4 separate regions of the Homo sapiens genome follow, and all the other regions are linked to region 3. Evidence: chromatin contacts called from ENCODE Hi-C or POLR2A ChIA-PET data. All regions are on one chromosome and are shown on one strand. Each heading gives the region's core, a stretch centred on a gene start or an enhancer-like site at or near the end of the contact. The rest is flanking DNA. Distances are from core to core; before and after follow the strand shown.

The links. Hi-C counts contacts between places; a loop is a spot of excess contacts on that map. ChIA-PET counts read pairs that join two places held with the same protein, here RNA polymerase II (POLR2A). Pooled maps may share reads with other maps.
Region 1: a pooled map shows a loop between it and region 3 (6-fold over the local background). The contact joins the promoter of TFCP2 here to the promoter of TMBIM6 in region 3. A Hi-C loop is called at or near these places in 7 of 50 pooled maps. POLR2A ChIA-PET finds 5 or more read pairs at or near these places in 2 of 52 experiments (CD4-positive, alpha-beta memory T cell and activated T-cell).
Region 2: a loop to region 3 is called in a map with no recorded cell type, with 11 times the contacts of the local background. The contact joins the promoter of ATF1 here to the promoter of TMBIM6 in region 3. A Hi-C loop is called at or near these places in 2 of 37 single-sample maps with no recorded cell type and 9 of 50 pooled maps. POLR2A ChIA-PET finds 5 or more read pairs at or near these places in 1 of 52 experiments (A549).
Region 4: a map of naive thymus-derived CD4-positive, alpha-beta T cell shows a loop between it and region 3 (39-fold over the local background). The contact joins the promoter of LETMD1 here to the promoter of TMBIM6 in region 3. A Hi-C loop is called at or near these places in 1 of 168 maps with a recorded cell type or tissue (naive thymus-derived CD4-positive, alpha-beta T cell) and 9 of 50 pooled maps.

Annotation. Positions count from the first base shown.
Region 1 is chr12:51,168,762-51,174,781 of GRCh38, reverse strand. TFCP2 (transcription factor CP2) reads left to right here and starts at 1,647. Exons shown (of 15, transcript NM_005653.5): 1 at 1,647-2,481. The coding sequence starts at 2,360. LOC124902933 (a long non-coding RNA gene) reads right to left here and starts at 227. Exons shown (of 2, transcript XR_007063307.1): 1 at 99-227. RefSeq lists enhancers at 1,325-1,374, 1,467-2,214, 2,315-2,364.
Region 2 is chr12:50,761,085-50,766,511 of GRCh38, reverse strand. It overlaps ATF1 (activating transcription factor 1), which reads right to left and starts at 2,411. Exons shown (of 7, transcript NM_005171.5): 1 at 2,205-2,411. RefSeq lists enhancers at 1,548-1,647, 3,948-4,816 and silencers at 2,068-2,157, 2,378-2,457.
Region 3 is chr12:49,738,524-49,743,699 of GRCh38, reverse strand. TMBIM6 (transmembrane BAX inhibitor motif containing 6) reads right to left here and starts at 2,143. Exons shown (of 10, transcript NM_003217.3): 1 at 2,089-2,143. RefSeq lists enhancers at 1,887-2,206, 1,827-2,518, 2,447-2,576.
Region 4 is chr12:51,046,641-51,052,442 of GRCh38, reverse strand. LETMD1 (LETM1 domain containing 1) reads right to left here and starts at 4,116. Exons shown (of 9, transcript NM_015416.5): 1 at 3,965-4,116; 2 at 3,258-3,409; 3 at 236-351. The coding sequence starts at 4,086. RefSeq lists enhancers at 3,333-3,871, 4,072-4,121, 3,872-4,410, 4,232-4,501, 4,592-4,671 and 1 more.

The DNA of each region.
Region 1 (6,020 bases), core at 398-2,897, 1.4 Mb before region 3:
CACATTTTGAGATAGAACTGGCTCATGGGAAGAAAAGATGGCTTAAAGAGATACTGAATGTCTCCAGAATGAGCTAAGACTTTGATCCTAGGGCTTACCAAGGTAAGACGGCAGGTTTAAGCCTGGAGCCTTCAGAGAGATGCCTGTGGCTGAAACACCCCATACCAGCACAACATGTTGCCATCTTCATGTCAACTTCTCTCTTTTTCTTGGTTCTCTTATTCCTTTTTCATTCCTTTTTAAATTCAATAAACATGTTTAAAAGTCCTGTTGAAAGCAGGAACTATAGTAGGAGATATTTAGAACGCAAGCCTGAAAAAGACCTATTCCTTATTCTTTAGATCAATCTAGTGAGAGAGGCAGATATATACAAAAGTATAAGTCAAGGCAGATTTTAAAAAATTCAGCAACGGAATACAACAATGAACCAAGACTTTCACATAAAGGCAATGTCTTGTAACGAAAAATGCCAGGCTTTGGAATCAGCTCTGAAGCTGGCATGTCAATTTAGCTCCGGCCAATTTAAGGGCTTAGCCTTGGTTTCTTACTGATAAAATAAGAGTCATTAAATTTAGCTTTATAATTCTAATTCCAAGATCGCTTTGAGGACTACTCATAGTGTAATAAAGTTCCTAGCAGTAGTTGATACTTAATAAACAATGGCCATTATTACTCAATCCTCAAAGGAGGAAGGTGGAGCAGATAAAGTTACTCCCACTCCCGTTTACAAACGAGGAAGCTAAATCTGTGACATTAAGCAATTGTTCTGAAGACACCAAAGTAGCAAATGAAGACGCCAGCCTAAACTCTGATTTTCAGATCTTTTAAATTCCAACACCCCATACCAGCACAACAACCTTTTAAAAACCACTGTTTTTTTTTTTTTTTTTTTTTTTTTTTTTTTTTTTTTTGAGACGGAGTTTCACTTTTGTTGCCCAGGCTGGAGTGCAATGGCGCGATCTCGGCTCACTGCAACCTCCGCCTCCTGGGTTCAAGAGATTCTCCTGCCTCAGCCTCCCGAGTAGCTGGGATTACAGGCCCGCGCCACCACACCTAGCTAATTTTTGTATTTTTAGTAGAGACGGGGTTTCTCCATGTTGGTCAGGCTGGTCTTGAACTCCCGACCTCAGGTGATCCGCCCGCCTCGGCCTCCCAAAGTGCTGGGATTACAGGCGTGAGCCACCGCGCCCGGCCTAAAAACCACATTTTTACTGATCTCATGCTTTTCTGTTCAAATGCATTAGAGAGGATGCCGAAGATAAAATGAATATACAGGGAAGTGGGACTTATGCAGGGTCTTGACCTCCGGAGAGGTGAGTTTAAGGAGACAGGAGTATGGGCAGGAGCAAGCGCACACACGTAAGGAGCGTTTGGGAAGCCGTCAAGAGTCCGCCAGGGGTGGAGTGGGTTCATAAGGCTAGAAGAAGGGCTCCTTCCATGGCTCAGGGTGACGACTTGATGGGTAGCGAATACCAGAACTCTGGTAACTACACGGATACACGTTTAAACCCGGACACTTGCACGCCGGGTCCTCCCCGTGATCGCCCAGCCCATCTCGGGGGCAGAGCCGTGGCGCAGCCCGCCTATCATCGCTGCCGAGACTGACGCGGTCTCTTCTTTATAGGCGAACGACAGCGTGACGTCATGTTCGCCGGGCAGGCGAGGAAAGAGGACGCCATGATTGGTTGGCGCTGGGGCGGCGGACGGTGGAAGGGCCTGGCGAGTCTAGGTTTTACGCCTGTGCTGGACTTTCTCCTTCCATGTTTCCAGGCCGTGGGGGGCTACAGAGGGCGAGAAGTCGGCTCAGCGGAAACCTGGATTTGGTTCTAAGCCGTGGGGTTGAGAAGGGGTGACCGGAAGTGATCGTGGGACTGACCGGAAGCGAGGCCTGGAGGGGAAAGAGAGAGCGAGACCTGGGAGGGAGGGGGCCTCCAGCAGAAAGGGGCGGGGGAAAAGGTGCAAAAGCAGCGTGGGAGCGCCGGGCTGGCTTCCTGCGGCTGCTGCTGGTCTGACTGGGAAGCAGCAAGCCACCACTACGAACTCTCAAGAGGAGTGGGAGTGCGGGAGTCCAGAGCTGCCTCTGGGAAGTCTGCAGTAGTTGAGCAAAGGGGTCCTCACGTTCCTGAGAGCTGGGCAGGGGGGATTTTGGAACCTGGGGCAGCCAAGAACGAGCAGCCAAGGGTACGGGAGATTAGTTGTGCACAGAGCAGTGCTGGTCGGGCTTGGGGGTGGCTGGTGGGCACTGCGTGGGAAACCTTGGTTTGTAGTTTTCTTGGTTTGCGTTACTCCTGTTGGGTAGAATTACCCTCCGCGCCTTTGTACAAGACACGGTGTCTCCTGGGGCAAGGAAGGAGCCAGGATGGCCTGGGCTCTGAAGCTGCCTCTGGCCGACGAAGTGATTGAATCCGGGTTGGTGCAGGACTTTGATGCTAGCCTGTCCGGGATCGGCCAGGAACTGGGTGCTGGTGCCTATAGCATGAGGTGAGTGAGATTTTCCCAGACCCTACACCTTCTGAATAACAAAGGCGGATAGACACTAAGAAAAGGGGTTGAGTGGGAAGGAGGTGTATAGAGTTTTAAAAAGCTGTTTACGATTGGGGAAAAGGGACTTGTTCTTTTGTCGCTTTGAGTAGTTAGTGTTGTGGAAGAAATGGAAAAAGCGATTGTAGGCGATATGAAGCCTGTGCAGAATCAGTGGAAGAAGGAAGTGGTCCCTGATTAGTAACCAGATGAATGTTGAGAGGCTTTTGTGCCAATGTGGGAGACTTGGGGACTGATGGTGTATGTGTGGGTAAGTCTGACGTTGTGTGAAGAAGGGTTACATATAGCATAGGAATGGTATCTAGGAAGTTGGGAAATTGGGAGCTGGTGCTTAATGATGAATATTGGTTCGTTTCTTGTTGGAAAGATATGGAAGTCCTTGATGAAGAAGTCCGTACAGCTCTATCTTACCACTAGCTTGCTTTAAGACTTTACTTAATTCTGGGATTTCTGACTTTTAAAACATAAGCTGTGAAATGAAAAAGTGACGAAGAAAACTTAAGATGCTTCTGGATCTTTATGTATCAAGCCAGTTGTTGATAACAGATGAAAAATCTCCTTTCGGCCGGGTGCGGTGGCTCACGCCTGTAATCCCAGCGCTTTGGGAGGCTGAGGCGGGCGGATCACTTGAGCTCAGGAGTTCGAGACCATCGTGGCCAACGTGGTGAAACCCCGTCTCTACTAAAAATACAAAAATTAGCCGGGTGTGGTGGCGCGGGCCTGTAATCCCAGCCACTCGGGAGGCTGAGGCAGGAGAATCGCTTGAACCCGGGAGGCGGAGGTTGCAGTGAGCAGAGATGGTGTCATTGCACTCCAGCCTGGGCAACAAAGTGAGACTCCATTTGAAAAACAAAGCAAAACAAAACAAAAACTCCTTTGAAAGCAACATTATTGCCTATATAACTTGTTGCATGCATTGGCTGCTTCATTCCTCCAGTATAGTTTATTTCATTTATAGATGTGTAAGAATCCTGTATGGAAATGTTGAAACAGCTGCATCTTAGGGGTAGATGGACTATAATTGGGTTTCCTAATGCATTATTAAGACTTAATCTAAATAAGTGAGTCAAGAGACTAGAACTTAACATTTTCATTGGGTTTATGAGTTCATAGGGGAAAGATGCTTTTTAGGGGGAAAGTAGATGCATTTTTCATTCTGATAATGAGATCTTTTAAGAGTTATATAAAGTTCCTTTATTCCTGCCAATTCAAAGTAGACTTACCTCACTGAAGTAAAATTATGAGTTAGAATTTAATACTTCAGGCCGGGCACGGTGGCTCATGCCTGTAATCCCAGCACTTTGGTAGGCTGAGGTGGGCGGATCACGAGGTCAGGAGTTCGAGAACAGCCTGGCCAACATGGTGAAACCCCGTCTCTACTAAAAATTCAAAAAATTAGACGGGTGTGGTGGCGCACGCCTGTAATCCCAGCTACTTGGGAGGCTGAGGCAGGAGAATTGCTTGAACCGGGAGGCGGAGGTTGCAGTGAGCAGAGATCGCATCATTGCACTCCAGCTTAGGCAACAAGAGTAAAACTCCGTCTCAAAAAAAAAAAGGGGGAGAGAATTTAATACTTCAGCATCTTCAGGAATCTTTACTTAGAATAATAAAGACTATTATTCTAAATAATAATCATGCCTGTAATCCCAGCACTTTGGGGGGTGGAGACTGGAGGATCTCTTGAAGCCAAGGAGTTCAAGACCCGCTCTCCACAAATAAATCAACAAATAAATTACCCAGGCCTGGTGGCATGTTCCTGTAGCCCCAGCTACTCAGGAGACTGAGGTGGGAGGATTGCTTGAGCCCAGGAGTTTGAGTCTGCAGTGAGTTGTGATTGCACCACTGTACTCCAGCCTGGTGACAGAGTGAGACCTCATCTCTTAAAATTAAAAAAAAAGAAAGATTTTAAAAATTAAGAAAAATTGGAAAAAAATACTATCGTTATATAAATATTTTAGTGATTTTCAGGGAAACTTGAGTTCCATATGTTCTATCATGCAGTGTTCTTAGTCATGAGAAATTTAACTTTGGTTTTACCTATCCTTGTTTATGTAAGTCTGAGCATAAAAACAGAGGTTAATTTGGTCTGAAAGTAAGTGCCCTGACCCTGAACTTACACATGAGCGTCTGACATAATATTTGACAATTTTTTATGCTGTTACTTGTGTAAAGATATTCACAGCAAAAAGTTTGATTTTGTTTAGGTTACCAGAGGTTAGGCTGGAAATAATTAAATATAACTGTACTCATTATAAAAATAGTTAACATCACCAGCAAACATTTGTTAATCTACTAGGTGCAATACCATATGCTCTTGATACTATGCCATCTTACATTTAATTAAGAGTTCTTTACAAATCATACTCTGTGTTTTTCACAGACATTAGAATGGCTTGCATATTTACACATTTAGTTTTTTCAACATCAAAATCAAATGCACAAGTTTCAAACATCACTTTGAGTTCTTGAGAGTATAGTGTGCCAACATTTTAAGTACTTTCTTCTTTTCTTTTCTTTTTGAGACGGGTCCTGTTCTGTCACTCAGGCTGGGGTGCAGTGGCACCATCTCGGCTCAGTAGAACTTCCATCTCCCGGGCTCAAGTGATCCTCTCACTTCAGCCTTCCGAGTAGCTGAGACTATAGGCATATAACACTACGCCTGGCTTTTTTGTTTTTTTCATCCTTTTTTTCATGTGTTAGGTACTTGTCACTATTCTCTTGACTTTTTTTTTTTCTTTTTGAGATGGAGTCTCGCTCTGTTGCCCAGGCTGGAATTCAGTGGTGTGATCTTAGCTCACTGCAACCTCTGTCTCCCGGGTTCAAGCGATTCTCCTGCCTCAGCCTCCCGAGTAGCTGGCACTACAGGCGCACGCCATCATGCCCGGCTAATTTTTGTAATTTTAGTAGAGATGGGGTTTCACCATATTGGCCAGGCTGGTCTTGAACTCCTGACCTCAGGTGATCCACCCGTCTCAGCCTCCCAAAGTGCTGGGGGATTACAGGCGTGAGCCACTGCACCCAGCTCTCTTGACTTATACACATTTAATCTATTCTATTAATTTGTGTTAATTAGATATTGGTCTTCAAATTTTAGTATTCATAAGAGTCACCTGGACAGCTTATTAAAAATACACTTGGGGACCAGGTGTGGTGGCTCACGCCTGTAATCCAAACACTTTGGGAGACTGAGGTGGGTGGATCCCCTGAGGTCAGGAGTTTGAGACCAGCCTGGCCAACGTGGTGAAACCCTGTCTCTACCAACAATACAAAAATTAGTTGGGCGTGGTGGTGCATGCCTGTAATCCCAGCTACTTGGGAGGCTGAGGCAGGAGACTTGCATGAACCCGGGAGGCGGAAGTTGCAATGAGCTGAGACTGTGCCACTGCACTACAGCCTGGGCAACAGAGCCAGACTGCATCTCAAAAAAAAAATGAAATAAAAATAAAAATACAGTTGGGGATAGGCATGGTGGCTCGTGC
Region 2 (5,427 bases), core at 1,162-3,661, 1.0 Mb before region 3:
GACTCCCCTTTTAGAGAGGAAAAAGCTCCCCATGTCCCACGATCCTGTTCATGCCTAACTCTGTCACCCACAGCCATCAGCAAAGAGCGCAAGGCAGATTAATCCAAAGAGAACAGCAGTTAATATCCCATAGTGCCAAACCTGTTCTTAGCTGAGAGGGAGTTACCTGAGAGGGACTCTAACTCCCTATATCTTAGAAGGGCCTCCAACCCAAGGTCAGTCAAGCTTAAGCGTCCTTGCCTTTTATTAAGAGGGGCCTCGAACCCACTGTCTTAGGAGAGACTCCTAAACATAAATACTGGGTTTCCGCAGTATAGTCGCTTCTGTGGCCACCACAAATACGTTACAGGACCCCAACACTTACCCAAAGGTAGCCGTTGGGTCAGGGTTTCTGCACTATAGTCCCTTTGTGGTCGCCAGAAATATGTTACAGGACAGGCGTCCTGATCCAGGCCCCAACTGAGGGTTCTTGGATCTCGCGCAAGAAATAATTCAGGGCAAGTCCACAGTGCGATGTAAAAGTAACATTATGAAGAAAGTAAAGGAATAAAAAGAACGGCTACTCCATAGACAGAGCAGCCCCAAGGGCTGCTGGTTACCCCTTTTTACTGTTATTTCTCAATGATAGGCTAAACAAGGGGTGGATTAATCACGCCTCCCCTTTTTAGACCATATAGGGTAACTTCCTGACATTGCCATGGGATTTGTAAATGGCGCTGATGGGAGTGTAGCAGTGAGGATGACCAGGGGTCACTCTTGTGGCCATTTCAGTTTTGGCCGGCTTCTTTACTGCAACCTGTTTTATCAGCAAGGTCTTCATGACCTGTATTTTGTGCTGACTTGTCTCATCCTGTGACTTAGAATGCCTTAACTGTCTGGGAATGCAGCCCAGTAGGTTTCAGCCTCATTTTACCCAGCTCCTGTTTAAGATGGAGTTGTTCTAGTTCACACGCCTCTGACACCATCTCTATTTAAAAACAAACAAACAAACAAACAAAACAAAACAAAAACTGGCAAAGATAGCACACCCTATATTTAAAGTCAGAAGGGACTGCCACCTGCTGGTGATCGGGTAGGAATGGACAGATAGCTCACAGACCAAACCTAACCCTAAAAGATAACGGCAAGTATTAAAGAGCTAATACATTCGACTTTAGGGCAACAGTATTGATTCTAATTAAGACACGGAGATAACTGCATATGATAAACTCCAAGAAAAAAGAGCATTTTAGAAGAACGCATTTCTGTTAACAAAAACCTCAGGTTAAAATGCATTCTGAGACATAAATGCCTACGAACTCATCACAGGTGAGGCCAGTTTGACAAAGATGCCTGCCAGATCCACGCCGAGCTTCTGAACCCTAAAGGTTCTCAAAGACTACCAGTTGCCCAATCTCTTCAAAACACTAGCGCCACAACCAGACATTATTTCACATTGCAATCATTTCAAAGCGATTCAGCCGCCAGCTGCACGGCGTCGATCAAAGTGAGAAATGCCAGGCTTCGTTTTTTGACATACAAGATCAAAGAGAAAGTCACCCTCGGCTGGGTCGCCCATCCCAAAGGGTACAGACGCCCTTGTGTCATTCCTAGCCAGGGGTAAAGCCGCCTACTGTCCCCACTCTGTCTCCGCTGCCAGGCGCATCTCTCCAGGACTGTCTGGGGCGTGCGCAATGCCCGTGCGTCGGTTGCCCGCTAGACTGCAAGCTCCAGGAGGGTAAGGGGCGCGCCTCTTCCCTCAGGGTCGCCAGCGCCGACGCGCTTCGAGGACCCTGTCGCGGGGTTAACCAGACCCGGGCTCCGCTCGGCGGACACCGCGCCGAGGCCATATCCGCGCCGCCCTCCGCCCGGCTCCGGGCCCAACCTCGAGACCTCCCACGGAGAGCTAGCGCCTGCGACTGCAAAGGGCGGCTTCTGAGGCGAAAGCCACCCCGCGGCGGGCGGTTTCGGGCTTTACTTTTATTTGGGGGCGAGGGAAAGGAGGAGACGCACGACTGGAAGGGCGCAGCGCAGCTCTGCACCGAGGCGCGGAGGCCGGAAGCGCGGGCGGCCCCTCCCCCTGCCGCTGCGCCCCTCCCCCACCGCCACCACCGCGCGCGACCCCCACCAGGCGCGCGACCCGCGCTGCGTCCCCGCCGGCGCCACGTTCCCGCGTCCTTCCCCGCCCGGGCCACGGGGCACGTCCCTCCCCGCCCCCCACTTACCTGTGGCTGCCGCCTCGCCGCTCTCCGGGGCGGGAACTTCCACTCCCCCCTCCCAGGTAGATCCGAATTCACTACCCACTTCCCCACCCCCTCACGCAGCGGGGGACAAGCCTCCTTCTCGGGGGTCAGGCGGGGCGGGGAGAATCAGTGTCACTTAACAGCCAACTGTCCTAAGCTACCGTTTCCTCGGCAGTCAGGGCCGCTACTGGCGGCATGATCTACACAAGCCTGGGGGCGGGGGCGGGGGCGGGGGAGGGGAGGGGGGCAAAACTGAGCACTAGTGTGCGTTTGGGGTAGGCTATGGCGCTGCCTCCGCGCGGGCCGCCGTCCTGCGTCACCGCGCTGCCCACGTGACGCGCCGCCATCTTGTACGCGGTCCTGACTTGTGGCTAGGGGTTCCTCGGAACGCGTTCCTCAGGCTGCAGCGGGAGAGGGACGGTGCCTGCGGTTCCGTTTCTCCTTAGGAGCTGTACCCCACCCGCCCTACGTCCGCTTCCGGAGGCCATGAGCAGCTGGGTGCTCGCGGGGGGCGTTTTCATCGATTAGTGGCGGCGCTGTCAACTCACCTGCCAATTGACCTTGACCGACGCCGGCCCTGTCCTCTTGGAAGGAGAAATGAAGAGTGAAGGCTTTGACTTCCTCAGCTTTTTTTTTTTTTTTTTTTTTTTAGATGGAGTCTCTTTTTTTTTTCCGAGATTGAGACGGGGGTCTGTGGCCCAGGCTGTAGTGCAGTGGTTCGATCTCGACTCACTGCAGCCTCCAACCCCGGGATTCAAGCGATTCTCCAACCTCAGCCTATGGGGCAGCTGGGACCACAGGCGCGCGCTACCACGCTCGGCTTGAAGAGATGAGGACTCTATGTTGCTCAGGCTGGTCTTGAACTCCTGGGCTCAAGTGATCCTCCGCCTCGGCCTCTCAAAGTTCTGGGATTACAGGCGTGAGCCACCGTGCCCGGCCTTACTCAGATTTTTCTTAATCCCATAAAGTAACAATGAGTTGTGTCCTTTAACCCATGTGGAAGGATTTTCTACAGAAACGGATTTACAATGAGACATAACGATGTGGCCGGGCGCGGTGGCTCATGCCTGTAATCCCAGCACTTTGGGAGGCCCAGGAGGGCGGATCACCTGAGATCGGGAGTTCGAAACCAGCCTGACCAACATGGAGAAACCCCGTCTCTACTAAAAAATACAAAAGTAGCCGGGTGTGGTGGCGAATGCCTGTAATCCAAGCTACTTGGGAGGCTGAGGCAGGAGAATCGCTTGAACCCGGGAGGCGGAGGTTGCGGTGAGCCGAGATCGCACCGTTGCACTCCAGCCTGGGCAACAAGAGCAAAACTGTCTCAAAAAAAAAGAAAAAAGAAACGTAACAGAGTGTTAATAAAATGTTATGCCGTCATTTTAATGCATTACAAAAACTTCAGAATATTTTTGGGTCTACCTCTCTGGAAGGGAGTTATGCCTTATTCTTAATTTTTAAAATTTCCTTGTAAAATGCTGTTTTATGGCTTTAATGATAGTAAACGACAAAAGATAAACTTTTTTAGTATGCTCTTGACAAAAGTTCCGAAAGTTTTCTGAAATTTTACTAGTTTGAGATCCCCAATTTAGGAAACCGATTTAGTGGAGAGAGCTTTGCCTATTTTTGGCCCTTTGGGTCGGAGAATGTGATATAAAGCCGAAGATTTACTCTGCCAGACAGTCTTAAGAGGTCACTAACGTTTAGCTATTGACATTCAGCAAAAATTGTGGATTACCTATTAAATGCTAGACCAGGGGACAACTGTTATTAAGTCAGTGTTTCAGCATTACTGAAAGAAAAGTGGCCTATAAAGGTAAGGGAGAGGAAGAGTTTCTCAGATACCAGCCTTCGATGATTAACAAAGTCCAGCCTCAATCATTCTGGAATCCAGAATATTGATGGCTGGAAGGCTGGTTGTACAAGTTTATTGTTCTTTGGTGTTTGGTTTTTTCTTCCGTGGACCACAGAATGCTTAACAAAAGTTGATCAGTAAAAAGCGGGGGAGGGGCTAGGCGTCGTGGTTCATGACTGTAATTCCAGCACTTTGGGAGGTGGGGGAGGGCAGATCACCTGAGGTCAGGAGTTCGAGACCAGCCTGGCCAACATGGTGAAACCCCGTCTCTACTAAAAATACAAAAATTAGCCAGGTGTGGTGGCACACACCTGTAATCCCAGCCTCTCAGGAGGCTGAAGCATGAGAATCGCTTGAACCTGGGAGGCAGATGTTGCAGTGAGCCAAGATCACGCCACTGCACTCCAGCCTGAGCCACAGAGGGAGACTGTCTCCAAAGAAAAAAAATAAAAACCTGGAAATTTTATTGAAAAATGAAACCTTCAAAATGTGCCTTGACTACTTCTTTAGCTCCTCTTCCTTAGTGCCTTAGGTCTAAATCAAATGTTACGCTCGACCAGTCCTGGTGGCATGCGCCTGTAATCCCATCTACTGGGGAGGCTGAGGCAGGAGGATCATTTGAGCTCGGGAGTTTGAGGATACAGTGAGCTGTGATCATGCCACTGCACTCAAGCCTACATGACAGATGAGACACTGTCTCTAATTTTTTTTTTTTTTTTGAGATGGAGTCTGCCTCTGTCGCCCAGGCTGGAGTGCACTGGTGCAATCTTGGCTCGTTGCAACCTCCACCTCCCGGATTTCAGTGATTCTCCTGCCTCAGCCTCCAAGTAGCTGAGAGATTACAGGTGTGTGCCATCACAGCTGGCTAATTTTTGTAGTTTTTTAAGTAGGGACGGGGTTTCACCATGTTAGCCAGTCTTGGTCTCGAACTGCTGACCTCAAATGATCCGCCTGCTCAGCCTCACAAAGTGCTGGGATTACGAGCATGAGCCACGGCACCTAGCCTCTAAAATAATTTTTTTTAAAATTGTTTAAAAAACAACTCAGGCCGGGCACGGTGGCTTACGCATGTAATCCCAGCACTTTGGAGGGCGCGGTGGGTGGATCACCTGAGGTCAGGAGTTCGAGACCAGCCTGGCAAATATGACGAAACTCCGTCTCTACTGAAAATACAAAAGTTAGCCAGACGTGATGGCGTGAGCCTACAGTCCCAGCTACTCGGGAGGCTGAGACAGGAGAATCGCTTGAACCCAGGAGGCGGAATTTGTGGTGAGCCGAGATCGTGCCACTGCACTCCAGGCTGGGCAACAGTGAGACTCCATCTCAAAAAAAAAAAACAAAAACAAAAAA
Region 3 (5,176 bases), core at 894-3,393:
AAAAAACCCTCCCAAAACATACATTGATTCCTATGACATTTTTCTGCATTTTCAGCATTTGTATAAAGAGCGCGAACTATATCTATAATCAGGGAAAATAACTTGAAAATGCTAAGTATCTAGATTAATTTTACCTTTTCTTATTCTTCAGGAGAGATGACTCTTTTTCTTTAGGAAAGGATTACACCTGTAATCCTAGCAATTTGGGAGGTCAAGGCGGGCGAATCGCTTGAGGTGTGGAGTTCGAGACCAGGCTGGACAACTTGGCAAAAGCCCGTCTCTACTAAAAATACAAAAATTAGCTGGGCATGGTGGTGCGCGCCTGTCATCTCAGCTGCTTAGGAGGCTGAGGCATGAGAATTGAATGCACCAGGGAGGCGGAGGTTGCAGTGAGCCGAGATTGCACCACTGCACTCCAGCTTGGGTAAGGGAGTGAGACTGTCTCAAAAAAAAAACATAATAATAATAATAAATAAATAAATCGCTTGAGTTCTGGAGTTGGTAAGCCTGGGCAACATGGTGATACCCCATCTCCACAAAAAATACAAAAATTAGCTGGAGCTGGTGACGTCCACCTGTGGTCCTAGCTACTCAGGAGGCTGGGGTGGATCACCTAAGCCAGGAGAGGTCAAGGTTCAAGTGAGCCATGACTGCGCCACTGCACTCTAGCCTGGGCGACAGTGAGACTCTGCCTCAAAAAAAAAAAAAAAAAAAAAGAGGAGGAAGGTACTAAACCATGTTTCCACAACCAGATAAATAACGGAAGAAGCAAACTATGGATCAAAAGTACAGATTGTATTTCTCAAGGGTTCAACTATTCTGTCCCTACTGGAGGAAAGTGGCGGCAGAGAATCTAAATGTCAACATATTCTTTAGGCCAGAACAAAAATATTAGACACAAAGAATAAGAAAACACCAAAGAGTGTAAATACAATAATTACAGAAAAAAGTGTGTATACGCAGGTCATAAGAAATGTGTTTATGCAATTCCGGTATCTTTCCAGAATTCAATTCTTAAACCACACATACAAAAGATAAACTGTAAATAAATATCAATAAGTAACTAGAAAAGTCCATTTGCCATTTATTTACCTTTGACCTTAAAATCCTTGTCTGTTTCAAGCACAGTCAGCCCTTCTACTGGGTTACACATTCACAAGTTGCTAGAACACAGTCTCAAGTTCATAGTGATTTTTGTTGTGGGGGTGGTCAATGAAAGGCTGATGACCCCAAGCAGCCCGGGCTGGCACCGGGTAGTAATTCTACACTCAGTAAATATACAAAGATACCAAAGCCTACTTGTTACCACAGGTCCAGCAAGTAGGCCCAAGATAAAAACTGCCCAACGACGCCCTTGCTGAGCAGACTTAGAAAGACGCCCACAAAACCTCAAGACCAAGCAAAGCAAAGCCACCTCACCTGCCCAAAGGTAACCAATCCGAAAAGAGCGGGGCCGCCCCGTGGGCCTGGAAGGCAGCCCCAGCCCCAGACTCCTCTCACTTCCCGCCTCTGCCGTTGGCTAAGTAACTGAGGAGCCTCGCGTGTCACAGAGGAGTGTGACATCACCCGCCCGCCAGGCCCTACCTCGAGTCTTGGCTCCGGGCCGCTCACCCAGGGTCAGCCCGACCAAAGGACCCGCCCGCAGCCGAACAGCAATCGGATGGGTGGAGTTTCGCGTTCCTTCACCTCGGAAGGACGTGCTCTGAATTCGAACGATCGAAGCTAGGCCAAGGGGCCCTGCGTCTACACTTAGTAGAGGAGAAGGAGCGGGAGAAAGGAAAAGGCGGGCTGAGAAGGGGCCTTCGCCAGCGCTCTGGGGCAGAATAGAGGCCTCGACACCCCCCAAAACCCCCGCAGACTCGCCTCCGCCCCACCCCCGCTTCAGCACTGTTGCGCACGCGCAGCACTAGTTCCCTAGCTTCCCTCCACACCCTGTTTTCCCGAGTCTGGTCTCCGAGCAGGGCCTCGTTCCTTCAGGGTGCCATCTGTCCGCAGAAGGAAGCTACTGCCACTCTTGCTCAGACAGTAACTGCTAACTCCCTTTCCATTTCTCACTCCCAGTTCGCCCAGTACTAGGTTCAGACGTACCTTCCTAACCCGCCTCTCCAAGGCCTACCAGCGCTTCTAACACCGGATGTGCTCTGACTCGCCCACTTCCGCTCCCGATCTTTTACCCGGCGTTCGCCTCTCGAGGGAAACCCCGCCCTGTGGTCCGCTTAAGACCAGTCCTCATTGGCCGTTGGCCGCACTCCTGCCTTTCCATTGGCTGTACGTGCATAAACAGCGGCTGCTTAGTTCAGAGGCCTGAGCTTGTCGATCAAGACTACTGGCCACCAACCGCCTCGAAGCAAAAGGTCTCCGCTTTCTTACCGTAGTAAGCCAGGGTCACGGTGCGCTGCTGCCTCTAGTGGAGAAAGTGAAAATGGGCCGGCCCCGCCCGGGACAGCCCGACGGCTTGTGAAGGGGTAGCGCTGCAGTCTTGGGATTCTGGCTTTAGTCTTGTCATGCAGTGTTAAAGGGGGAAAGCGATTCAGAGAACACATTAAAAAAAAAAAAAAAGCGCCCTCGCAAGGGGCGATTTACTGTGAAACTAGTGGAGCGTAAGCTTCAGAGCACCTTTGAAAACACTTCGATTTCTCTAGAGTATGCGAGAAGGAAATAGCAGGATTCCAGGAGGAAAACCAGAATTTAGGAAACCACTTTCTGGAAAGATAGAACAGTTCTTTTCAGTAAAGAATACAAATATCCAGGGTATGATTCTCAGTAGGCAAACCCAGGTATGCAATTAATAGAAGTTAATTTTCGGCTGGGCGTGGTGGCTTACGTCTGTAATCCCAGCACTTTGGGAGGCTGAGGTGGGCAGATCACTTGAGGCCAGGAGTTTGAGACCAGCCTGGCTAACATGGTAAAACCCCATCTCTATTAAAAATTTAAAAAATTAGCTGGGCGTGGTGGCGTGTGCCTGTAATCCCAACTACTCGGGAGGCTGAGGCAGGAGAATTGCTTGACCCTGGAGGTGAAGGTTGCAGTGAGCCGAGATGGTGCCACTGCACTCCAGCCTGGGAGACAGAGCGAGACCCCGTCTCAAAAAAACCAAAAAAGTTAATTTTCTATAATACAACCTAATTTTTGCTGTAGTGTAGCAGGACAAGCCGCAGACAAAACCCCTCAGACACCGAGTTAAAGCAGGAAGCGGTTTATTCCGCCAGGAGCATCGGCCAAGACTCCTGTCTCAAGAGCTGAGCTCCCTGAGTGAGCAATTCCTGTCCCTTTTAAGGCCTCACAACTCTAAAGGGATCCGCTTGAGAGGGTAGTGATCGATTGAGCAAGCATGCACCGGTAATTAGATCAGAACAGGACAGGGATTTTCACAGTGCTTTTCTATACAATGTCTGTAATCTATAGATAACATAACCGATTAGGTCAGGGGTCGATCTTTAACTACGAGGCCCAGGGTGTGGTGCCTGGCTGTCTGCTTGTGGATTTCATTTCTGCCTTTTAGTTTTTACTACTTCTTTCTTTGGAGGCAGAAATTGGGCATAAGACAATATGAGGGGTGGTCTCCTCCCTTATTCCCCCACTTTGAGACTCTCACTCATTTTATTAGTGGGAGTTCTCACCTTCATCTTCACTACCTATGTCTTCCTGCATGACAGATCGATAGTGATTTATGTAGTACACTTGTGCTGAAGCATTCTGGTGAACTAGAGTAGTGATGAAACCTTTTACCATTTGAATGAGTACAGATAGTAAATAAGGGATCAGTAAGCAGGCTATTACTACTATAATTTTTATTATAAGAGTTTTAAATCCTCCTAGCACTGGGAACCATTTTTAAACATAGCTTCAGGGTCAAATCCGTGTCACACTTGTACAGGCACATGTGCCAGTTTCGTCATGTCTTTAACTATATCTTCGACTACTTGCCTCTGATCATCTATGTGCAGGCAGCAATTGGTAAGGTTAAATTTTCCACAGACTTCTCCTCGAACTAAGATATTTACTCGACGATCCAGTCCAGCCCTGTCGATTCCTAAGGTCACACGCTCCCCTTTTTTTCCAGCGAGGATCAAGGGGATTGGTTATTACTAGCTCTAAGGGGTTACATTGTCCCTTAGTACAGGAAGAGCCATTTTTTCCTTTCTGAAGGTGGACTGGATCCTTTTCATTTTTTATCCAAGTGGCCTAAATGACACAAGACCAGTATCCACATTCATTTTCACACAGTCCTCATTCATGACAAATGTACTTATTTTCGGTCATATAGCCTTTTTCCCAACTAAAAGAGCCACATCCCCTTCCTAACTTATTGCTATTAATGACAGCACAGGCATCAAACTTCAAGGTGACTTGTTTGGGCACCCCTTTTTCTTTTGTTTTGGCTAACACTTTACTCGTATCATTTATGAGTCCTCCCCACCAGTCCTCAGTCCTTAATCTTATTTTAAAAACTGTGGTCATGGGAGGCTCAGATGGGTCATAACACACATCAGGTTGGTCATTTCCTGGGCTACATACCTTGTATAGAATAGCATTATACAAACAAGTTCTTTTTAGAGTCCCGGTACACCTATAATAACCATAAAATAATAAGACTGTAGCAACTTTTTGTCCTACCTCAGTGACTTGATGTATACACTGGGAACAGTCCTCAGTCTGAGGAAGGTCAGTTGAAGTCCTTACTGTACAAGTCCAAATTTTAAGGAAAATGAGTCCCGTGATGAGTTTTCTCATGCTTCAGCCGTGTGTGGATTAGTCAGCTTCCGGATATGACTGGAGCAGGGCTTGTCGTCTTTTTCAGAGTCACTTTGCAGGGGTTGGCAAAGCTGCTCCTGTCAATGTACAGCTCACAGTCTACTGATGTTCAAGGATGGTCTTGGAGGTTCGGCCCACTAGAATAAACTGAGTCCAATACCTCTACACAGTTATGTTCAACTGGGCTCTCTGATACTGGGAGCAAGGTGGCAAGGTTTAGGGTGTTGTAAACTTCAATGGTTATGCGGGGATTTTCACATAGCAAGCTTTGGTACTTGGTTAATCTAGCATTTGTTAGCCAATGATGTCCTCTGGTATTCATCAAAGTTACCACAGCATGGGGGGCCTTTATATTCAGGTTTTGCCTAAGGGTTAGTTTATCTGCTTCTTGTGCTAACAGGGCCATTGCTGCCAGGGCCCT
Region 4 (5,802 bases), core at 2,867-5,366, 1.3 Mb before region 3:
ATTCAGAAAGTGTGCCAGAAATTCTATGGAGCTCTTGCTATGGAGGGCTACAACTCTGGATGAACCCAATTCTTACAAATAATCTGATGCCTCATTCAGTTCAATATTTTGTTCTCACGGCAAAGGGCAAAAGCTTGATCAATGGTGAACAACAAATGAAAGAAAAAACCTTGAGATCTTGATTAAATGTAATTACCTCACCATGAACTTCTGGATATCTGCCCCTGGCCCATACCTGTCTCAAATGCTCCATCTCCCGGTATGGAAGTTGATGAAACTTTATATTGTGCTTCCACATATTTGTCTTTATTCTTCTAGCCTTTTTGGCATCAGCCCATAACATCTGCAATCCTGCCTCATTAAAGTAGAGGACAGAGTGTGATGTTATCCCAGTTTAAATCTTAACCACAGCTTCCTACTCCATGTTCAATCACATGCAAACACTCTCACCCCTCCCCAACGATACTCAAAGCTTTAAACTAGGTAACTTGAAACTCCTGAGGTCAACTCGAATCTCTTTTCTCAACATTTTTTCCCCTAGCACATCGCCTCTCTTCTAGCTACATTTGGCTTCTGTAATCTGCTATGGAATGGTCTCCCTCTTCTGTTTCACTGGTCACTCCTTTTTAAAAATCAAGCTCCCTAACTTCAGAAAGTCTTGCTAAATTAACCCTATGTATTCCCCAGCCAGATATTAATTTAATCTCCTTTCTGGAACTTTTTTTTTCTTTTTTTTGAGATGGAATCTCACTTTGTTGCCCAGGCTGGAGTGCAGTGGTGCGATTTCGGCTGACTGCAACCTCCACCTCCCAGGTTTATATAATTCTCCCACCTCAGAATCCCAAGTAGCTAGGATTACAGGCGTGTGCCACCATGCCTGGCTAATTTTTGCATTTTTAGTAGAGATGGGGTTTCACCATGTGGACAGGCTCGTCTTTAACTCCTGACCTCAAGCAATCCACCTGCCTCGGCCTCCCAAAGTGCTGGGATTACAGGCATGAGTCACTGCGCCCGGCCTGGAACACTTATTTTTGTTTTTGAGATGGAGTTTTGCTCTGTCGCCCAGGCTGGAGTGCAGTGGCGCAATCTCGGCTCACTGCAACGTCCACCTCCTGAGTTCAAGCAATTCTCCTGCCTCAGCCTTCCGAGTAGCTGGGATTATAGGTGCCCATCACCACACCTGGCTAATTTTTGTATTTTTAATAGAGACTGGGTTTCACCATGTTGGCCAGGCTGGTCTCAAACTCCTGACCTCATGATCCGCCCGCCTTGGCCTCCCAAAGTGCTAGGATTACAGGCGTGAGCCACCGTGCCCAGCCTGGAACACTTTTTAAAGTAGTTTAGTTCAATATATTTTTATGATTACATTTTAAATTTTCATTTTATGAAAATTCTTGCATCTAATTTTTTTCTTTTCTTTTTTTTTTTGAGATGGGAGTTTCACTGTTGTTGCCCAGGCTGGAGTGCAATGGTGCGATCTTGGCTCACCACAACCTCCGTCTCCCAGGTTCAAGAGATTCTCCTGCCTCAGCCTCCCTAGTAGCTGGGATTACAGGCATGTGCCACTATACCTGGCTGATTTTGTATTTTTAGTAGAGACGGTGCTTCTCTATGTTGGTCAGGCTGGTCTCAAACGCCCGACCTCAGATGATCCGCCCGCCCCGGCCTCCCAAAGTGCTGGGGTTACAGGCATGAGCCACCGCGCCCGGCTTCTTGCATCTATTTCTTTAATGCTTTCATATTTATCAATGATTTACATGTCATTATATGATGTCTCGATTGTCTTCAAAATAATACATAAGGCAAGTATATAAATAGGATTGGCAGCCATGAGTTATGATAATGAAGTGAGGTTAATACATGGAAGTTTGTTACACTACTCTCTCTACATCTGTGTGTGTTTAAAAATTTCCATAATAGTTGGCCGGGCGCGGTGGCTCAAGCCTGTAATCCCAGCACTTTGGGAAGCCGAGGCAGGCGGATCACGAGGTCAGGAGTTAGAGACCAGCCTGGCCAATATGGTGAAACCCCACCTCTACTAAAAATAAAAAAATTAGCCTGGTGTGGTGGCAGGCGCCTGTATTCCCAGCTACTTGGGAGGCTAAGGCAGGAGAATTGCTTGAATCCGGGAAGCAGAGGTTGCAGTGAACCGAGATCATGCCATTGCACTCCAGCCTGGGCGACACGGTGAGACTCAAAAAAAAAAAAAATTCATAATAAAAAGTTTAAAAACAAACACAAATGCTTTCATCCCTTTCTCTCATTTGATCCTATTTATCTACATGAAAACAGAAAAAGCAGCCAATTTTATCTCTACAAATTAAGGATAAGTAATTTTTCAAGTCCATGAAGCTAGTAATAATTATGATAATGTTCAGATTTGACAATGTAGTTTATTATAGTGTTATGATAAAAGCATAGAGCATATTATAGATTTGGTGCAAAAGCAATTGTGGTTTTTGCCACTGAAAGCCAAAAGCCGCAATTACTTTTGCACCAACTTATAATACTGTTAGGTAACATTTAGATGAAAATAAGTTAACATTTACTTGGCACTTACTAGGGATCAGGACCTGTTCTAGGTACTTTACATGTATCAATTTTTAAAGTCTTCACAATCATGTGATAAATAGGTAGGTTCCATTACTCCCATTTTACACATAAGAAAACCAAGGAAAGAGGGGTTAATTAATTAGTCCAATCGCACAGTGACGAACTGGGATTTGAATCAGGCAATCTGGCTCCAGAGTAGACACTTGACACGATACATATCTTCTCCTAGTAACTAAGGATCTCTGATTTGAAACAAAACATTTAGAAACCAAGTATTATGTAGGGCTATTGCCACTACAACATACTACCTAATATAGATTCATAACAAGGGTTAGACCTCATTTTCCTATGGGTAAGTCAACTGATACATCACAGGGCAGGTCTATACAGCCACAGATCCCTGCCGTGTGCAAGGCAAAAAATTTCTACTATAGCCAGGTGTGTGGTTAAGAAAGTACGAGAACATACCTATATTCTCCCTCCCTCATGTTGCTGTCATAAGTTGTTTCTCATAACATCTTTCTAGAAACATTCTCAAGAAGTGCTAATTTATAGGAATTAGTTTAAGGCGCAGGCATTTATGAAATATAAGATATCTCGGCTCACATCCCCATAGCAGAACCTGCAAATGATCTTATTTATGCTAACTCTTTGACCCTGCCCAAGAGCTGATTCCGGAATTTCTATTGTAGTTTCGTTTTTACCTTTCATGAAGATTGTGTACAGGACATAGAAGCGGGGGAAATGACGACCCAAGAAACGATGGTATTTCCCATTAATCGCTTTTGTCTTGGTTACCACATAAGACATCAAGTTCTTCACATCTGCCTTTGGAGAAAGGTGAAGCTTTGAAGACCTACAAGGAAGATCAAAGAGACTATCTGGGAATCAGTCCTAGAAGCTCCCTCACGCCTTGAGTCCCTAATGTAAAGCAGGAGTCTCGGAGATTGTATCCCAAGGCTTGACACTTCTGAAATCCAAGGAAGGTCTTGGGGTCAAGAAGAGATAGGCAATCAGACTGTGAAACACAAATCAGGCAAAGGCCAGGCAGGAAAGTAACTCAGGGTATGCCTCTGGAGAGAGCGCAATGCCTGTGGGACAATTTGAACTGCAGGCTAAGTCAGAAAGAGGTGGAATCGAGATAGCAGCGGTAAAACCTGAGCCGAAAAAGTGAGGCTGAAAGATGAGCTCAGGACACGCGGGGAAACCAGACAATATGGGGCACTGAGAGTACAGAGGGTCAGGAAGCCGGGTCACTAGTGGGGATCGGAGTTTGAATCCTGAACAGAAGAATAAAAATTCCAGGGCCAAGGCGTGGAACTCTGAGAATTAAGAGACAGAATGCAAGCAAGGTTGAGACACTGAAAGAGCCTGGACGTCAAAAATGCTTTTCTCGCTACAGGTCCCTCACCGAGGGGCCCCCCAAGCCAGGCCAGAGCGACCAAGTTGCAGCCTCCGGGTGACAAAATGTCCAGGGGTGACTGCCGAGCCCCACACAGCCGACCGAGCCCAGCACACCCTGGAGAGCGCCATCTTCACAGCGAGAGAAGCGGGAGAGAAGAGGTTGTCTTTGGGTCAAAGTTAACCGTACGTCGCGTTCGTTCGAAGACGCATGCGTCTTTTCTGAGCGCTGATTGGTAGCCATAGCCTGCTTGGCTCCAGCACAAGCCAGGAGAGGGAAGGACTCAAAGACTAAGTGCGGAAGGAGGGCCAGGATTGGACACAGCAGTACTTCCAGGTTTAAAGGCGCCGGAAACAGGGTGTCCCAGAGGGAGCGAGTTCTTATGCCACTGGTGTGGGTTTGCGACGCGGAGGGCACCCTGTCCTTGAGGCGCCCAGTGACCCTCCGCGATTCCTTAGGGCCTCAGGGCTTCCCAGCGCCGCCCTTGCCCTCTGCCTGGACTCGGGGCGTCGGAGCCTCGACTGTTAGGTAGCAGATGTCAGTTTGCCAGTGCCTGGGGCTAGGAGGACCCGCGGCGCCCTCTAATGGTGCCGGCGTGGATAGGCCGGGAACTGTCCACTTTCCAGTCAGTCTGGCGGCGAAGGTTGGAGGCCTGGGAGCGGCCCCTGTGCGGACTGAGTACACTTTTTCCTCTCTTTGTCGTTTCCAGAACTAAGTTTGTGGGAAAATGGTTTTCGTTAAGCACCTACCGAAGACCAAGCTCTGTCTCAACTTAAATGTTACTATTCTGAGAGGATTTCTGTGACCACCCTATCTGAAGCAGTGCCGGCGAAAAGGACACACTTCACACTTATTCTCATGTTACTCTGTTTTGTTTTGTTTTGTTGTTTTGTTTTTGTGACAGTTTTGCTCTGTCGCCCCGGCTGGAGTGCAGTGGCGCGATCTTGGCTCACTGCAGCCTCCGCCTCCCGGGTTCAAGCGATTCTCCTGCCTCAGCCTCCCGAGTATCTGGGATTACAGGCGTCCGCCACCACGCCCGGCTAATTTTTGTATTTTTAGTAGAGACGGGATCTCACTATGTTGGTCAGGCTGGTCTTCAACTCCTGGCCTCAAGTGATCCGCCAGCCTTGGCCTCCCAAAGTGCTGGGATTACAGGCGTGAGCCACTGCACCCGGCCTTGTATTTTCTTTGTAGCATCTGTCACTTACAGTGTTTATGTATTTGTGTCCTTGTTTGACAGCTCCCTGAACTAGAATGAGGGTAAGCATCTTCTCTGCCTTGTTCATTGCTGCACCTCCAACACTAGGTGCCTTACTTAGCACATAGTAGGTGTTCAGTAAACATGTTTGAATAGATTCATACTTGAAACTAAGAAGGATTCCCAGAAGTGGTACTTAACTGCCTCCAAGAATTAACAGTCCTCTTGGATATATATGAATATTTATTCTTCATGGAAGGTGGTAGAGCATCCCATGTGGGTTCCCTGGATATAGGTTCAATCTTGGCATTGACGTTTGTTTTAGTGAATGTTACCTTGGATATGTCACTTTAGCTCTGAGTTTATTTCCCTTATAATAGTACCTACTTTATAAGAAATCTTTGAGGATCCAAAGAGAATACAGCTGTGAAAGCTCCCACATCTGTATAATGCTTTATGGGTCACAGAGCTTTATATTAGCACAGGTTATTAATGACTGTACCACTCGTGCAGTCAGAGGAAAAGTTTTAAAAGATGGCCCTGGATCTTCACAAGTGTTGGGTAGATGGGGTGGACGGGATAGAAAGTTGACTAAGACGGCTGGGCGCCGTGGCTCATGCCTGTAATCCCAGCACTTTGGGAGGCCGAA